Regions from separate parts of the Homo sapiens genome. Here region 1 is linked to region 2. The links are chromatin contacts, found by Hi-C or POLR2A ChIA-PET in ENCODE. All regions are on one chromosome and are shown on one strand. Each heading gives the region's core, a stretch centred on a gene start or an enhancer-like site at or near the end of the contact. The rest is flanking DNA. Distances are from core to core; before and after follow the strand shown.

What was found. Hi-C counts contacts between places; a loop is a spot of excess contacts on that map. ChIA-PET counts read pairs that join two places held with the same protein, here RNA polymerase II (POLR2A). Pooled maps may share reads with other maps.
Region 1: a pooled map shows a loop between it and region 2 (5-fold over the local background). The contact joins the promoter of PTPN9 here to the promoter of C15orf39 in region 2. A Hi-C loop is called at or near these places in 6 of 50 pooled maps. POLR2A ChIA-PET finds 5 or more read pairs at or near these places in 2 of 52 experiments (HEK293 and activated CD4-positive, alpha-beta T cell).

Annotation. Positions count from the first base shown.
Region 1 is chr15:75,578,041-75,580,740 of GRCh38, forward strand. It overlaps PTPN9 (protein tyrosine phosphatase non-receptor type 9), which reads right to left and starts at 1,275. Exons shown (of 13, transcript NM_002833.4): 1 at 674-1,275. The coding sequence starts at 736. RefSeq lists silencers at 483-882, 1,143-1,632 and an enhancer at 842-1,440.
Region 2 is chr15:75,200,613-75,203,349 of GRCh38, forward strand. It overlaps C15orf39 (chromosome 15 open reading frame 39), which reads left to right and starts at 1,270. Exons shown (of 3, transcript NM_015492.5): 1 at 1,270-1,447. RefSeq lists an enhancer at 873-1,595 and silencers at 1,077-2,236, 2,357-2,406.

The DNA.
Region 1 (2,700 bases), core at 25-2,524, 380 kb after region 2:
ATGTAAGCTTCAGAAAGATGGAGACAGTCAGATGAGACGAGGGTAGGGAAGCGCGGGTGAGGAGATGCGCCCCGTCTGGGATAGCTGAATAGGGGGGTCAAGGCCAGGGACTTTAGGAACACGAGAAGGGCTGGATCTTCCATAACCTGCCCAAGTGGGCCTGAGAAACCTAAGAGGCTCCTCTGAAAATCTAGGGCATCTATGCATCCAATACTCTCAGCCCTCTCCTCGGGAAGGGAGATAATCCCCACAGGAAGCACCCCCCAAACTGGGGCTTTTCCTGCCCTTCAAAAGCCACAAACCCTCACGGAAAACATTTACAAGGGAGTGGAAGGGCCGGGGGCAAGCAGCGGTTCTGCAAATCTCGGGAAGAAGGCCCCTGGATCCAAGGAACTTTGCCCCTGGAATAGGGGGTGGGGTGCGGAGGGCACCGTCTGAGGCTGGTAAGCCTCGGCGAAAGAAGCGGCGGGAACGGGAGTAGGGTCCCGTGGGTCCCCCGACGAGGGGGTGGCGGCCTGGGGCGCGGTCGCCGGTGAGGGAGGCCCGCGAGCCGGGCACGGGAGCGGGGGGCTGCGGCCCCGTGGCTGCAAAGAGCCGGCACTCGGGAGGCAGAGGCCGGCGTAGGCCTCGGGGGCCCGGACACACCCAACGCGGCGGCCTCGGGCCCGCTTACCTGCTCCTCCTCCGGGGTCAGCTCCGGCGCCATGTCGGGCCGGGGCGCGGTCGCGGGCTCCATCCCCCCGCCACCGCCGCCGGGCGGACAAAACTCGCTCGCGAGCGCGGGAGCCCGGCGCGCTCGGCCTCCGCTTCCGCGTCCCCGCGCCTCAGCAGCCCGGGGCCGGCTCGCGCATAGTGTGGCCGGCAGGGCCCGGCGCCTGCAGCGGCCGCAAACGCCGCTTCTGCTTCCTTAAGAAAAATCTCTCCGAACTGCCGCTCTCTTCCGGGAGGAAATCCTTTTTTATATTATTCGCTCCGTTCCTCACACTCCCCCTTATCTCCTGGGGAAGAAAAAGTGCAGGCGAAGAGCTAACAGCCACTCGGGATTTAAAAGGAAATAGGAAATCAGGAACTTTTAGAGCCGGGAGCGAAGGGTCGGCGGAAATTTCCCGAAGGCCGCCGACCCCCTCGGCGCCCCGCTTCCTCGGCCGCGCTCCCGCTCCTCCACAGCGCCACAGAGCTCGGGGCCGCCCAGCCGGGCCGTCCTCGCGGACGCTGGCCCTGCGACCTGCGCGGCTGCCTCAGCCAGGCTCCTCGCGGGCGGCCGCAGCGAAAGGGAGGGAGTGGAGAGGGAGCGAGGGAAACGCGCCCCCCTCCTGACTCACGGCCAACGCTGCGGCCGCCCCGCGGCCGCCCGAGCCCCCCGCGGCTCCATTGAGAAACTGAGCGTCTCATTCACAAGCTGGCGGCGAGGAGGGCCCGGCGGAGCGAGGACGCAGTCCGGGAGGGGGAGACAGAGAGGAGCCCGGGCGGGGGAGGGGACCGGGAGGGGGAGGGGACCCGGGCGGGGAGGGGACCCTAGCTGGACGGAAGGCAACTCGACTGCGGGAGGGAGAAAAAGGAAGAAAAGAGTATTTCGTGAGGCTCAGATCCTCGGAGGAGGAGGAGAATACGTTCGTTTGCAAATTATCTGCTGACTGGCACCTCTCCTGGGGTTAACTTGCCGCTGCCACCTACGCGTGAGAAACCCACAATCCTCAACTATTTGTCGCTTGCAGCCTGAAAGACCCTGGAAAGGTTGCCTGCCAGGCCAGGATGCTTAGGTGGAAGGAATCGCACCTGCCTCCCTCTCTCTCCCTCCTTACTGGCTGCACCCTGTAATTCATCTCCAGTGTCGCTAATTTTAATCCCCCATAGAAACGACATCAGACTCCGAACATCATTCAGGAATGACGCGGCCTTTGCAGACCTTTGATTTTCACTAGGGCAAGTGCAGCAAAGGGTTCAGGATTAGGGGTACAGTCTTGGAGTCATTTGGGGAGGAATGGGGCATAGAGAAGGCAAGGCTGGGTCTGGTACGTTGTTGCATTATTCCAAGCCAAAGATAAATATTCCAAAGGGACCCAAAGTCCACAACTAGTTCCAAGGCTGAAGCCCTGGAGCCAGTCCTGAGGGACCCAAAGGAGGGGCCTTCAGACAACAGGAAGGTGCTGTGAGTTGTGATGCTCCTATGATTTTTTTTTTATTTTTTTTTTTGAGACGGAGTCTCTGTGTCGCCCAGGCTGGAGTGCAGTGGCGCGATCTCGGCTCACTGCAACCTCCACCTCCCGGGGTCAAGCGATTCTCCTGCCTCAGCCTCCTGGGTAGCTGGGATTACAGGTGCGAGCCACCACGCCCGGCTAATTTTTGTATTTTTAGTAGAGACGGGGTTTCACCATGTTGGTCAGGCTGGTCTCGAACTCCTGACCTTGTGATCCGCCCGCCTCGGTCTTCCAAAGTGCTGGGATTACAGGCAGGCGTGAGCCACCGCGCGCCTGGCTTTTTTGTTTTTCTTTTTTTGAGACGGAGTCTCACTCTGTCACCCAGGCTGGAGTGCAGTGGCGCGATCTCGGCTCACTGCAAGCTCCCCCTCCCAGGTTCACGCCATTCTCCTGCCTCAGGCTCCCAAGTAGCTGGGACTACAGGCACCCGCCACCGCGCCCGGCTAATTTTTATTTTTATTTTTTTTATTTTTTTGTATTTTTAGTAGAGACGGGCTTTCAC
Region 2 (2,737 bases), core at 20-2,519:
CTGTCCGCGCGCAGATGTATTTTCCTGACGCTAAGGTGTGGCTGCAGGAAGGGCCCCAGGCTGGGAGCCAGGAGATCTGGGATTTTGTCCCAGCCTGCTGAGTGACCTGGGGAAAGCCCCAACCCTCTCTGAGTGTCTCTCCCTATATGGTTCCCGACTCTATTTCTAAGGTCCTTCCAGCTCTAAATGAAGTGACACTCTCCCCCCACCTCCCGCCCCCGCTCCCCAGGTGACCTCACTTCCTCTTCCTACCTGCAGCGCCCAGCCCCTCCTCCTCAGCTCCAGCTGCTCCAGCTGCTTGGTGATTCTTGGAACCTGCAGCCTCAGGCCTGCTCTGCTCTGACTCAGGCAGAACTTACCTTTGGGATCTGAGGGGATAGTTTTGCTTCCTGAACTGACTCTGACCTTTGGCATGTCCACCTGCCCTCCCCTTCCCCACTGCACACACCTGTTCCCAGTCCTCGGGCAGCCCAGGAGCTTTGACGGACCAGATTCCTTCAGATAAAGTAGCAGCACTGAGGGGCTCTCATCCACAGTCAGATGGTCCAGGGAGAGGCACCCCTTCCCCCCTCCAGCCTCTCTTTGCAACACACCATTCCTGGCTGGGCGTGCTCCACTCCACCCGCCTCACAGGCTGCGCGCCGGTCTGCCTCATGGAGGGAGCCTCACCCAGGCTACTTTGCAAATCCCCCAGCACCCTCATTCCCGGCCCTTCCAGGGATGGGGAGATTGCCGCTTCCTCAGACAGTTGCCGTGCCCTAGCAGGAGTCTGGAAATTGCCCTCATTGACTACAACGAAATGAGGGGACAGATCAAGGAGCCCTTCTCCAGCCCCCTAATACACTAGTGCTGGACAGGGGAATGCCGGCACCTACTGTGTGCCAGATATTTGCAAACACCCTTTTCCAAGCTTACACCGCCACCGCTATGAGGAAGACAGAATTCCACTTTTGCAAATAAGGAAACTGAAGCTCAGCGAGGTCAAGCGGCAGGCGCAAGGTCACATCGCAGCAAGTGGCAGTGAATGAACGATCTAAGGGAGCGACTGAGGGCGCGTGACGGGCCCGCCGGGCACTGGTTCGTGGAGCGTGGCGGTTACGGGCGGTGCACAGCGCCCGCAGCCCGCTCCTAGCGAGCTGGCCCCACGCGGGCCCTCCGCACCCGCTGCCCACAGGAGCGCAGGCTCCCAGAGGCGGGGCCGGGCTCTTCCCCAACCCTGCGAGTCGCCCCGCCCCCGCCCCGCCCCCAGCCCGCCCCGCCCGGGACCGCAGACGGCGCCCAGCGGCGGCGCGAACGGCAGCTAGGAGGGTTGCTCCGGGCTTGGTGCTCACTGCGACTTCCCGCGCAGGGCCCGGTCGGACTAGGACCCGCGGCCTGAGAGACGCTGGAGGATGCGGACGCGGAGGCCGCCTGGGGTAGCGGCGGCGGGAGTCCTGGCGCTCTGCAGGTAGGAGCTCGCCCGCTCGGCGGGCGCGGAAACTTGGGCCGAGTTTGCGGGCGGCGCGTGGAGAAGGGGCGGGTGGCGCTGCCCCAGGGCGCCCCTACCGGCCGGCCCGGGGACTGAGGGAGCCGCGCCTGGGCCGAGGGGCTGCGGCTTCTGGCTGCCGCCGGCCCCCCGCGAACGGGCTGCGGGGCAGGGGTGGCGCTGCTGCTCCGACTTTCCCCGGACTTCGAGGCTCCCGGGACCTGGTAGCGCTCTGGGTCTCCGGCGGAGAACAGGCGCCTAATCTGGCGAGAAGGAACTCAGGCCGAGCCCTCCGGCCTCCCGCAGGACCCTGTCACGTGGATTGCTGGGGGATGGCGTTGAGGAGGAGGTATGGGGACAAGGGGGCACTGGAGGGCTGGGCCTGGGGGCGCCGGGCGCTGAGGCACCGCGGGGCCCTGGACGCGCCCTGCTGGGATGGGACGGCCCTGCGGTTTTCTCGCCACCTCTTGACTCACCCCTCTGGCCTCAGCCCAGGCTGGCAGGATCGCCCTGAGGCGGAGGCTGCCCGGACCCTGTCGCCGGGCCGCCCCTGTTCCGGGACCTCCCGCCGGTCCGCGGGCGTCGGTGTGGGGCTGGGTGCGCGGGCCTGCCTGCGTGCACACGTATGCCCGGGGCCCGAGCGAGGGGAGAGCGCAGTTCTGGAATGGCGTGTGTGCAGATGTGGGCCATGCACGTACGTGCAGGCACGGGTTTGCATGCGTGGCGGCGGCCTGTGTGTCAGCCTGCTGGATGCACGTGCGTCTCGGCGCCGCCGGGAGGGGCTTGGGGACACCCGGAAGCCCGCCAGGTCGGGTGCGGCGGCAGCCTCTAAGCGAAATCGGCTGTGGGCCCTAGGCACCCGAGTTATGTTCAGGGCGGGTAGGGGAAAGGGGATAGAGACCGATCCCGTTCGCTTTCCCCTCCACTGGAGACTTTGGGCTGCCCCAGGTTGGGTTGTAGCGTCTGGAGAGCCCAGAGCCTCAGGTAGGGAAGGTGGGAGATGGGAGAACACTCGGCGAGGCCCGATCCAGCCCTCCGGGAGAATCCAGATGCTGGCCACAATTGGGCAGGAATCGCGCTCTTCTTCCTGGTCTTTGCCATCGGCCATCCCGAGGCCCCTAGAAGGTGAAAGTGGGAACAGAGAGCTGTTTCCTTTCCCACTGCGTAAGGCAGGGGCGGTGCTGCGGTGGTGGGCTCTTCTCCGGGACCCTGGCCTGGGTGCTGGCTGAGTGACGTTGGAGCTTGGCAGAGAGGATCAACAGAGCTGCCTCT